2 separate regions of the Homo sapiens genome follow, and region 1 is linked to region 2. Evidence: chromatin loops called from intact Hi-C (ENCODE). Cell type or tissue: PC-3. All regions are shown on one strand. Links, peaks and the distances in the headings refer to the core of each region. The heading gives the core; the rest is flanking DNA.

Region 1 (5,392 bases), core at 143-5,142, 90 kb before region 2:
TACTCCAGCGAATTTCAGTGGTTTTTTTTTTTTTTTTTTTGAGATGGAATTTCGCTCTTGTTGCCCAGGCTGGAGTGCAATGGTGCGATCTTGGCTCACTGCAACCTCTGCCTCCTGGGTTCAAGTGATTCTCCTGCCTCAGGCTTCTGAGTAGCTGGGATTACAGGTGCCCGCCACCACACCCAACTAATTTTTGTATTTTTAGTAGAGACGGGGTTTCACCATGTTGGCCAGGCTGGTCTCGAACTCCTGACCTCAGGTGATCCACCCACCTTGGCCTCCCAAAGTGCTGGGATTACAGGCGTGGGAGCCACCACACCCGGCCATATAGCCTATTTTTTTAATCTGTTGAACTGATATGGCGATGGGCGCGGTAGCTCACGCTTGTAATCCCACCACTTTGGGAGACGGAGGCGGGCGGATCATGAGGTCAGGAAATCGAGACCATCCTGGTTAACACAGTGAAACCCCGTCTCTACTAAAAATACAAAAAATTAGCCGGATGTGGTGGCGGGGGCCTGTAGTCCCAGCTACTCGGGAGGCTGAGGCAGGAGAATGGAGTGAACCCGGGAGGCGGAGCTTGCAGTGAGCAAAGATCACGCCACTGCACTCCAGCCTGGCGTGACAAAGCCAAACCCCCTCCCCAAAAAAAAAAAAAAAAAAAAAGGTATTTTTCATTTCTCAAAGTCATTTTGAAATCTAATCTCCTCTTCCAACATGTTAGAATGTGTGAGAGAAAGCTGTGTGCTTTATAGTAAAGAGCACCAGACATAGAGAGCTGAGCTCTGGTTCTGGCTACATAATGTATTAGCTATATGACTTTGAAAAAGTCATAGAGCCTTTTTTTTTTTTTTTTTTTTTGAGATGGAGTTTGGCTCTTGTTGCCCAGGCTGGTGTGCAATGGTGCAATTTCAGCTCACTGCAACCTCCACATCCTGGTTCAAGCAATTCTCCTGCCTCAGCCTCCCAAGTAGCTGGGATTATAGGCATCTGCCACCATACCTGGCTATTTTTTTGTATTTTAAGGGGAGATGGGGTTTCACCATGTTGGCCAGGCTGGTCTCGAACTCCTGATGTCAGGTGATCCACCCACCTTGGCCTCCCAAAGTGCTGGGATTACAGGCGTGGGAGCCACCACACCCGGCCATATAGCCTATTTTTTTAATCTGTTGAACTGATATGGCAATACATGCCCTACCTATCTCTCAAGGTTTGTGCAAGTATGAATGTATTACTGATATGTTGGGAAAGGTTTTATAAACTGTGAGCATTTTATAAATGTAGAAATATGGTTTTATTGTCATTGGTGATCACATTGTCTTCCAAATCAAAGAACATACTCTCTTCATTCTTTTTTTTTTTTTTTACCTATTTGTATCTTTGAATTGAAGATACATCTCTTTCAGACAGCATATAGTTAGACCTCAGTTTTTTTATCTAGTCTGAGAATTTCTGCCTTTTTATCATATTATTTACTCCAGATTAACATTATTATTAATGCAGTTGAATTAATATCTGCCATTTGCTATTTGTTTTCCATATGTCATATTTTAAAAAAATATGTTCTATCCCTTCTTTACCTCCTTGCTTTGTATGAAATAGGTATTTTCAGATGTAGCATTTTAATTTTTTTTTTATTTCTTCTGTTACACACACTTCATTTGAATTACTAGTAGTGTTACTATTACTAGAAATTTTTTTTAATCATACTTTAATTTCTGGGATACCTGTGCAGAACATGCAGCTTTGTTACAGAGGTATACGCGTGCCATGGTGGTTTGCTGCAGCCATCAACCTGTCATCTACATTAGTTATTTCTCCTGATGATATCCCTCCCCAACCCCCCACCCCACAACAGGCCCCGGTGTATGATGTTGCCCTCCCTGTGTCCATGTGTTCTCATTGTTCAATTCCCACTTACGAGTGAGAACATGCAGTGTTTGGCTTTCTGTTCCTGTGTTAGTTTGCTGAGAATGATAGTTTCTAGCTTCATCCATGTCCATGCAAAGAACATGAACTGGATTCCTAAAGGATCTAGAACAAGAAATACCATTTGACCCAGCAATACCATTACTGGATATATACCCATAGGATTATAAATCATTCTGATATAAAGACACATGCCCATATATGTTTGCTGCAGCACTATTCACAATAGCAAAGGCTTGGAACCAACCCAAATGCCCATCAATGATAGACTGGATAAAGAAAATCTTTATTCTATTTTTAACCAGCTGGTTATACAAAGGTTAAGCAATCCTGTCACAGTCTACCTAGTTCTGTAGAAAACCAACTGTAGTGTTTCCACACATTGAGTCATCTAGCCATACCATTTTGTTTTGTTTTCCAAATAGAAACTCCTTTAATAGTTATGCTGTTTATATGATGTGTCAGTGCCAGATTGATCTCATATGCTGTCCCCACTAACTCCATTCCAGTCACACTGGCCTTCTGTCAGTTCCTGGAGTACATAGTACATTAAGTTCTCTCTCGTTCAGAGACTTTTATAGTCCTGTTCTCTCTGTTTGAAATTTGTTTTGCTGTTTGTGTCGCTTTTTTTTTGTCATTGCTAGATATTCATATTTTTAGGGTCATTCCATAGCCATCATAGCTAAAATGGGAACCCTTCCCACATGCTCTTTCATGGTACACTCTCTGGTCACTTCCACCTTGTCTTGGGGTCTATCAAAGTGGTATGTACATAGTAAGAACTCAGTAAATATTTGTTGAATAAATAAATGATTAAATGAAGAGAATTAGAAGACTAGCTTATTGCTTTCCCTTAACTGAACTGTTCTAAAATTGTCCTCTTTTGGGGTTCAGGCACCTACAAAAACAACACTGCACTCTCTTAGCCAGCAGGGCCTGATTTAGGGTCTTATTTTCAGAAACTCTGAAACTCTGAGTGATCATTCATTGCACTATTTATATTTGTGAAGAACACAGGAACCTAAAAGTCACCTAAGGTAATTCTTTGGTAATCAACACTGCCTGAATACATTCTCTGTAGACTTTCTATCCATGCTGATCAATGAAACTTTCTGTGATGATGCATATGTTCTATCCTGCATTATCCAATAAAGTAGTCATTAGCTACATAGTCTATAGAGTACTCAATATGTGCCTAGTATGACTGAAGGACTGAATTTAAAATTTTACATTTGATCTTAGCCAAAAGGCCAAGAAGTGATGAATTTTAAATTTTATTTAATTTTAATTAATCCTAATTTAAATAGCCACATGTGGCTAGTAGATGCTGTATTGGATAGCACAATTCCATACTTTTCTCTTTCAGTGGTGTAAGATGAAAGAATCCTCATTGGTCAGAGAAAGACTACAAGTCTAGGATCTTCTGGGTAGTCAGGGGCTATGGAGGAAGTGAAAAAGGCGAAAAGGATTGCTTTGTTTCCCCTATGAGCAGAAGTATTATTCTTAGAGATCTAAAATTTAAAAAAAATCTAAAATTTATTACTTGGAGTAAAAGGAAATAAATGATCCAATAGAGAAGGTATGAATTCTCTTCATCATTTGTCATTTACTCAGTTGCAGAGACAATGAAAAGATAGAGAATATATATATTTAGGTTTTGAGGTATTTTCTTCACTTTATTTAAATCAATTTTCAATAGTTTAAAAAAGGCTTTATAATGAAACATGCTTTTGAGCACCTTATTTTTATTTATGTTCTAAAAATACGAACATTTAATCAGTTCGGCTCAAGAAAAGCTAGATTTAAAAACACACTCCAGTCTGAACTGATTTTCTAGAATAATAAAAGGCCTTATAAAACTTTTTACCCCAAGAATTGTCATTTTAAATTCTTAGCAGGTCTGTCATTTAAATCAGGCACTATGCAATTTTCCATCACCTATATATATAAAAAAATCCTCTCTTATGCTTTGTGTTCTGCCCAGCTCCAGTTTTTATCTCATTCTCCAGTGCTCTCCTAAGCTGCTGCTTCTCACTGAAAACTGCCGAATTCAGTTTAAAGATTTTTTTTTTTACAAAAGTAAAATTTGCAGAGAAGCTAACCAGAATAATAATCAATTAAAAAAAAAATGCCACTGAGAATATTTCCTGACGAATAAACACTGGTTATTTTTAGAGGCGCTTGGATTGGTCTGTCAGCAGCCAGATCACTAGTGGCAATACTCAGTGGCTTTTGGAACTGATTGGGATTTATAGGAGAAAATGAGGGTAGGACAGCGGCACTGATGGAAGGAAAAAATACTCACCTTTCCTTTCTTTTAATCTTTTCACTTCTTTCTTCTCATTCATGCTCCAAATTTAGAGTCAAAATTAAAGTTAGAAGGGATAAAATGCAGATTTTTGTCTAGTTTGTCACACTAGCCAAGAGTATTAATGCATTTTCACACAGAAAACTATTAAGATAAAGTGATTTATTTTTGTTTTATTCCTTAAGAATACCAAGTTTCAAACCTATGCTCTGCCATTTCTGTCTAATGACCTAGGAAACTTTAGTGACATTATAAAATCATTGAATTTCTCTAGATAGTGTTCCATACATGGATTACATTTGATTAAAAATATCTATTTGAGGGTACCCTACTCATGGTTCAAATATATTCTGCAATGCTTGTGATGGTTTTGGGAATCTACGAAGAGACACATCAAGACACTATGTGCTTTATTTAGTCTAACATATCACTGTCAATATCACTGACAGAGCAGTTTTGCTATGTCAGGAGGTAATAAGGTATGTGATTATAATCATTATCATTTTGCTTATATGCTGTAATCAATTATGGCAGATTTATGGCAAAAACAATTCAAGAATCAGTAAGTAAGAACTAATGGAAAGGTGAATATAGTGCTAGTTAATGGAAAATAGAAAAAGTAGTTTGTTGCTATGACTGAATGTAAACCAGGCACATGAAAAGCAAGTAGCTCAAGGGGGAAATAAAAGTATTAATCAGGCTTAATAAACTATTTTTTAAAAACTGCTATGTAGATACTACAGGATCATGATCATGTTATATAACAAATTATATTTCTAAGTATCTGCAAAATTGGTTATTTTATAGAACCAAAAATACATTTTTTATGGTAACACAGTAAACTGACAGGATACAAATGTATGTTCTGAAAGTTTTCTTCTATGGAGAATTCTGATGTATCAACAGATAATATAATTTTTGTAATATTAAAACTTAAAATCAGTAAAACTTTAAAAAATTCCTGAAAATTTTTATTTATATTCTCATGATCAAAACATTTGACTTTTTAATTGAATATTCCCATGATTACATTTTGTCCTACATATAATTGCCAGTTTGGGAAATTAAAATGTGAAACTTAAATTAGAAAAAAACCCACCACTTGGAAATCCTTTTTCTAAATGTGACTTAAACCTAGATTTACTATAATATGGT
Region 2 (5,392 bases), core at 79-5,078:
CACCATGGGACCCATATGAAATGTCACTAGTGATGCTGGAAGTGCTCCCAAGAAGCAGAGAAAAATCATTACAAAAAAAAGCTGACTTGCTTGATATGTACCGTAGATTGAGGTCTGCAGCTGTGGTTGCCCACCATTTCAAGATAGATGAATCCAGTGTAAGGACCATTGTGGTTGGGGGAGGACTTTGTGGAGCCATCACTGCAGCTACGACAGCAGGCATGAAAACCTTGAAGTTTCTGTAAAATATCTTTTTATCTTATATTTAAAATACAATGTGAGTACAGAATTGCTATAAGAAAGGCATACTCTAGTAAGACTTGAAGTCATTATATGACAACTTAAAGCAAAAGGAAGGTGAAGGATTTAAAGCTGGAGAATTTAATGTCAGCAAAGGATGGCTTGACATTTTTAGAAAGAGGTTTGGCTTCAAAAAATGGATAAGAGGAGAAGTAACTTCTGCTGACAAAGAAGTACCTTGTCAGTAAGGAACTGTCTTTTAAATTTCTTTAGATATTGAACAATGCCCCGGGTCACCCACACCAGGAGTTCAACAACAAAGGTGTCAAAGTGGTCTACTTGCCATCAAACACAATATCTCTAATTCAGATCTAGATTAGGGGGTCATAAGGACCTTTAAAGATCATTACACATGGTAATCTATAGAAAAGATTGTCAATGCTATGGAAGTAGACCTCAACTTAGAGAACACCAAGGATATCTGAAAGAATCAAATCATGGAAAACGCCATTGTTACAAAAGTAGCCATGAAAGCCATCAAGCCCAAAAAAATAAATTGATGCTAGAGAAAAACTGTGTCCAATGGTGTATATGACTTCATAGGATTTACAACAGAGTCAATCAAGGATATCATAAAAGAGACTGTGGATATGGCAAAAAAAAAAAAAAAAAAGTGGGGGGAAGTTGAAGAGTTTCAAGATACGGATCTTGGAGTAATTCAAGAGCTAACAGACACCATATCACAGGAATTAACAGAAGATGACTTGATGGAGATGAGTGCTTCCAAATCAGTGCCAGATGATGAGAAAGAAGATGTAGAATAAGTAGTGCCAGAAACAAATTCATATTAGACCATATAACAGAATGATTCCAGTTATTCAAAAGACTGCTTTTGACTTCTTTTACAACATGGACCCTTCTATGATATGGGCACTGAACCAAAAGCAAAAGGTGGAAGGATAGGTGCCATATAGAAACATTTTTAGAGTAACATTTTTAGGGAAATGAAAAATAAGACAGAAATTACAACGTATTTCTGTAAAGTTACACTGAGTATGCCTACCTCTTCTGCCATCCTTTCCACCTCCTTCATCATTTCCACCCCTGCTACCCCTGAGACAGGAAGACCAGCTCTTCCCCACCCTCCTCTTCAGCCTGCTCAGTGTGAAGACTACTAGGATGAAGATGTTTATGATGATCCACCTCCACTTAATGAACAATAAATGTATTAGTCCGTTTTCACACTCCTATAAAGAACTGCCCAAGACTGACTAATTTATAAAGAAAAGAGGTTTAATTGACTCACAGTTCTGCATGGCTGGGGAGGCCTCAGGAAACACAATCATGGCAGAAGGGGAAGCAGGCATGTCATACATGGCAGCAGGCGAGAGAGGGCACATGAGAGAGGAACTGTCAAACACTTATAAAACTAACAGGTTCCACGAGAACTCACTATCACAAGAACAGCATGGGGGAAATGGCCCCCATGATCTAATGACCTCCTAACAGGTCCCTCCCTTAACATGTGGAGATTATGGGGATTAAAATTCGAGATGAGATTTGAGTGGGGAAGCAGAGCCAAACCATATCAATGAATATATTTTCCTTATGATTTTCTTTTCTCTAGCTTACTGTGTTACAAAAATACACTGTATAATACATATAATATACAAAATACATGTTCATCAATGATTAATGTTACAGGTAAGGCTTCTGGTCAACAGTAGGCTCTTAGTAAAGTTTCTGGGGAGTCAAAAGTTATACATGGATTTTCAACTACCCGGGGGAGGGGAGTGCCTCTAACCCCCGGCACTGTTCAAGGGTTAACTGTATTTACTAAATGAATATGTATGCTTATGGAATACTGCACACTCTTCAAGCCTTGTATTCCAAGTGGATACTGCTACCTTCATTTCCCATTCTGCATTGATTTTTCAGGAGGTACATATTAAAAAAAAAACAACAACAGTAATTATTTTTTAAAAAGACATCATCCAAAAGGAATGTAGCAAAATTTAATTTTGAAACCGATATAAAATATCCTGTAGCACTCTTGTGAGTCTGCTGCAGTACCCTGGGGTGTCAGTGCACAGTTTCGGAACTGTGGCTCTACTTGAATTAAACACCTTGAGATAAGTCTTTTTATTTGAGAGAGCTAAAGCCCTTCTTGAGCATGGTTCAGAGTACTTGGAAAATGGAAGTACTTTATTCTGTATGAGGTAGCGTAAGTAAATCTGTGTATCAGGGTGGGATTCTGGAGAGCAAAGTAAGAGGATTTTATAAAGAGATGGACCCTGACAAGATGATGGCAGCTGGGTGCCCTGGAGATAAAATATGGCGAGTAAAAAATTGCCTGTGCCTGGGATGAGTGAACAACTTCAGTAATGCTGATAACTAGTAATCAGTTTTGTTTCTTATCCTATGTAGTGTTATAATCCTTCTCCATCAACTTAAACCTTCCACAAAAATTAGCTCTTTACTTCCCTAATATGTGTATAAATAATAATTTTTCTGCCCAATGAAGTTTTAATCTTTAAACTATTATCTCTTTGTCTCAAAATGCAGTGTCTAAGGTCCTATCAATTTTAATTATACAGCAACTCCTGGAACTATGTCATCCTTCCTATTAATATAACTTTAGTTGATAACTCTCATTACTTTGTAAACCCTACTGCAACACTTTCCTGCTCTGGCAAAGCTCCTTTGTTCAAAAAACCTTAAATGACTCATTTCCTAAACAATAGTAGCTCAAGTTCCTGAAGTGGCATTAAAAATCCTCTAAATCTGACAGTAATCTATCTTTCCTATATAATCTCTGATGACTCACATCCACAAAACTCTTACTTTGACCATATGGAGTTTCTAGCTAGCCTAAGTATAAATCCTGTACCTTTCTATATCCTTTCCTTTGCTGGTGATATTTATTCACTCTGTAGAATCTGCTCTTCCTTTTCTACTTGGTCAACTAAAGCAAGGACTGGCAAGTGTTTTCTGTAAAATGCCCCAATAAATATTTTAGGTTTGCAGGCCACATGGTATCTGTTGCAACCACTCAACTCTGCTATTGTAGCGTATGGCTCATAGGCCATACTTTGTTGACCTCTGAACTAAAAGGAAAGAAGAAAATACATACTAAGTAGAAATGAAAACAACAACCCAGATAAAAATAACATTGGAGATAAATATTAATAGAAAATCCATTTAGTGTGGTAATGAGAGTGTAGCTTCCTCTTAGTAACGAACTACATAAAGAAATTGAAAACTAAGGCAGATTTAGAGAGAAAGAAACGATATAATTACATTTCCTAAAGTTTTCCCTTAAAATGAGGACATCTGACTATTTTCTGAGGCTAGCACTAAATCAATACAAGTCCTTTACATTTGAGTATAACACCCAATTTCCAGGGGGTAATACATTATCTTGCTTTAATTGCTGCTGCTTTCTATCTCTAACTCCCAACCTGACTCAAATGTTTCTCCCTAGATGCCTCTGAGAATAGTTTCGTTGAAAACAGATCTTCTAGCTTCATCACAAGACAAGGTCATTTATATAATTTTTTTACAATGTGAGTGCTTTCGTCTATTGAAAGAAACAAAAAATTATCAAGTGGTAGAATGTGCTAATAATTATGCAAAAATTATTTTGAAATTTTTTTTAATTTAAAAAAGTGAATTGCAATCATAGAAGGTTGCAGTTCATAAGCCAGGCCAATGTAGACTACATTTAAAATATAGGTGCCTTCTGTGATTGTGAAAGTGCTGCAGGGAATAAACCTCTTCTAATTTAAACTATGGCTTGCTTTTTGGCAAATTACTGCAATAAACACTCTCTATGTCTACATTTCTTATATGTGGCACAAAGGAAGCTATGCTTCTTTTTGTATTTACTTTTATGTTAGTTTACTTTTAAACTAACACTTGTAGTATGTTCCCAGAAAAAAATTTAAAAAAAATAGCAATTGATAATAAAGCAGCATGCAGTAGTTTAAAAAGAAATCACTGGGCTAAAAATCCAGATACTCAAATTCTGGCCTGGGTTTGGACTAGCTACTAGGCAATCTTAGTGATATATAGTATTTAATCTTGATGAGTTTTAGTTTTTTCATTTGTGAAAAACAGGAGATTGGGTTGGATGACCTTGAGAAACACCTTCATTTCAAAAATTCTAGAATTCAGTTAAGTCTTAAATCAACTGATTTCTTTAAAAAATTGAGGTAAAATTCACATAAAATTATATTCACAGTGTTGTGCAACCATGACCTCTATCTACTTCTCAACATTTTTAGCACCCCAAGAAGAAACCCTATCTTCCCATTAAAAAGTTATTCCCCATTCCTCACTCCCCACAAGTCCCTGGCAACTACCAATCTGCTTTTGTTTCTGTGGATTTACCTATTATGGATACTTCATATAAATGGAATCATACAATATGTGATCCTTTATGTCTGGCTTCGTCCATTTTCTTGATATTGAGGTTCACTCACATTCTATCATGCATCAGTACTTTATTCTTTTTTATGAACGAATGATATTCCATTGTATGGATCTATCACAATGTATCTTCCTGCTTGTGGACATTTGGGTTGTTTCCATAACAATTTTTTTGCATAATATTTTCAGAAGCCATAAATAACATAAAAACATGTACACATCAAAGGTGCACTTTTAAAAAAGATTTAAAGGGATATTCTGAATAGGGAGTCCCTTTTATCCAGAAATTGACAAATCTTGGTGAGCCAGAAATGAAACTAATTGTAACTTCTGATTCATGAAACTAATAATTGAGGTTTTAGTGGAAATTTTATAAACACGAAATTTTATATATGATGAAGAAGTTTAAGAAATACATGGATCAGGCTCTGAAAGAGAAGCAGAGAATACAAGTGATCTTGAAGTACCTAATTGAAGATGATTCTTCTTTTTGGCCATATTTTATCATAAAGTGATTTTAACTGTTTTAACTTAACAGAACACAAAACAGTGATTTTTCTCCAGTTACTACCAGACACAGTTGTTTTAAATCTGAGTTAAAAATGGCAAAAATGCAATGATTTTTTTCTGTGTAATTGTTTTGGCTCTCTGAAGTTTGCATTGTTTATTTCTATGAAAGTATCACTTTATAAGTGGAAAATGACTAAGCTGAAAGCTATTG

Evidence for each region. Hi-C counts contacts between places; a loop is a spot of excess contacts. Peaks named below come from ENCODE experiments on the same cell type or tissue, not always from the same donor. Only the 100,000 strongest peaks of a DNase experiment are listed, where the experiment ranks them.
Region 1: a loop joins it to region 2, with 3 times the contacts of the local background. A loop is called at or near these places in 2 of 110 quality-filtered maps.

What each region holds. Positions count from the first base shown.
Region 1 is chr10:74,590,646-74,596,037 of GRCh38, reverse strand. All of the region lies in intron 8 of ADK (adenosine kinase), which reads right to left. LOC124902457 (a long non-coding RNA gene) reads right to left here. Exons shown (of 2, transcript XR_007062199.1): 1 at 4,235-5,392; 2 at 691-3,367. Among named protein-coding and RNA genes, the nearest start is that of ADK-AS1, 64 kb to the right of the region's middle. In PC-3, for the core only: no CTCF peak of the experiment used is centred there; a DNase peak (open chromatin) is centred at 2,357; H3K27ac peaks cover 619 bases.
Region 2 is chr10:74,501,039-74,506,430 of GRCh38, reverse strand. The region is part of intron 6 of ADK (adenosine kinase); the gene reads right to left. Among named protein-coding and RNA genes, the nearest start is that of ADK-AS1, 26 kb to the left of the region's middle. In PC-3, for the core only: no CTCF peak of the experiment used is centred there; a DNase peak (open chromatin) is centred at 3,010; H3K4me3 peaks cover 561 bases; H3K27ac peaks cover 2,213 bases.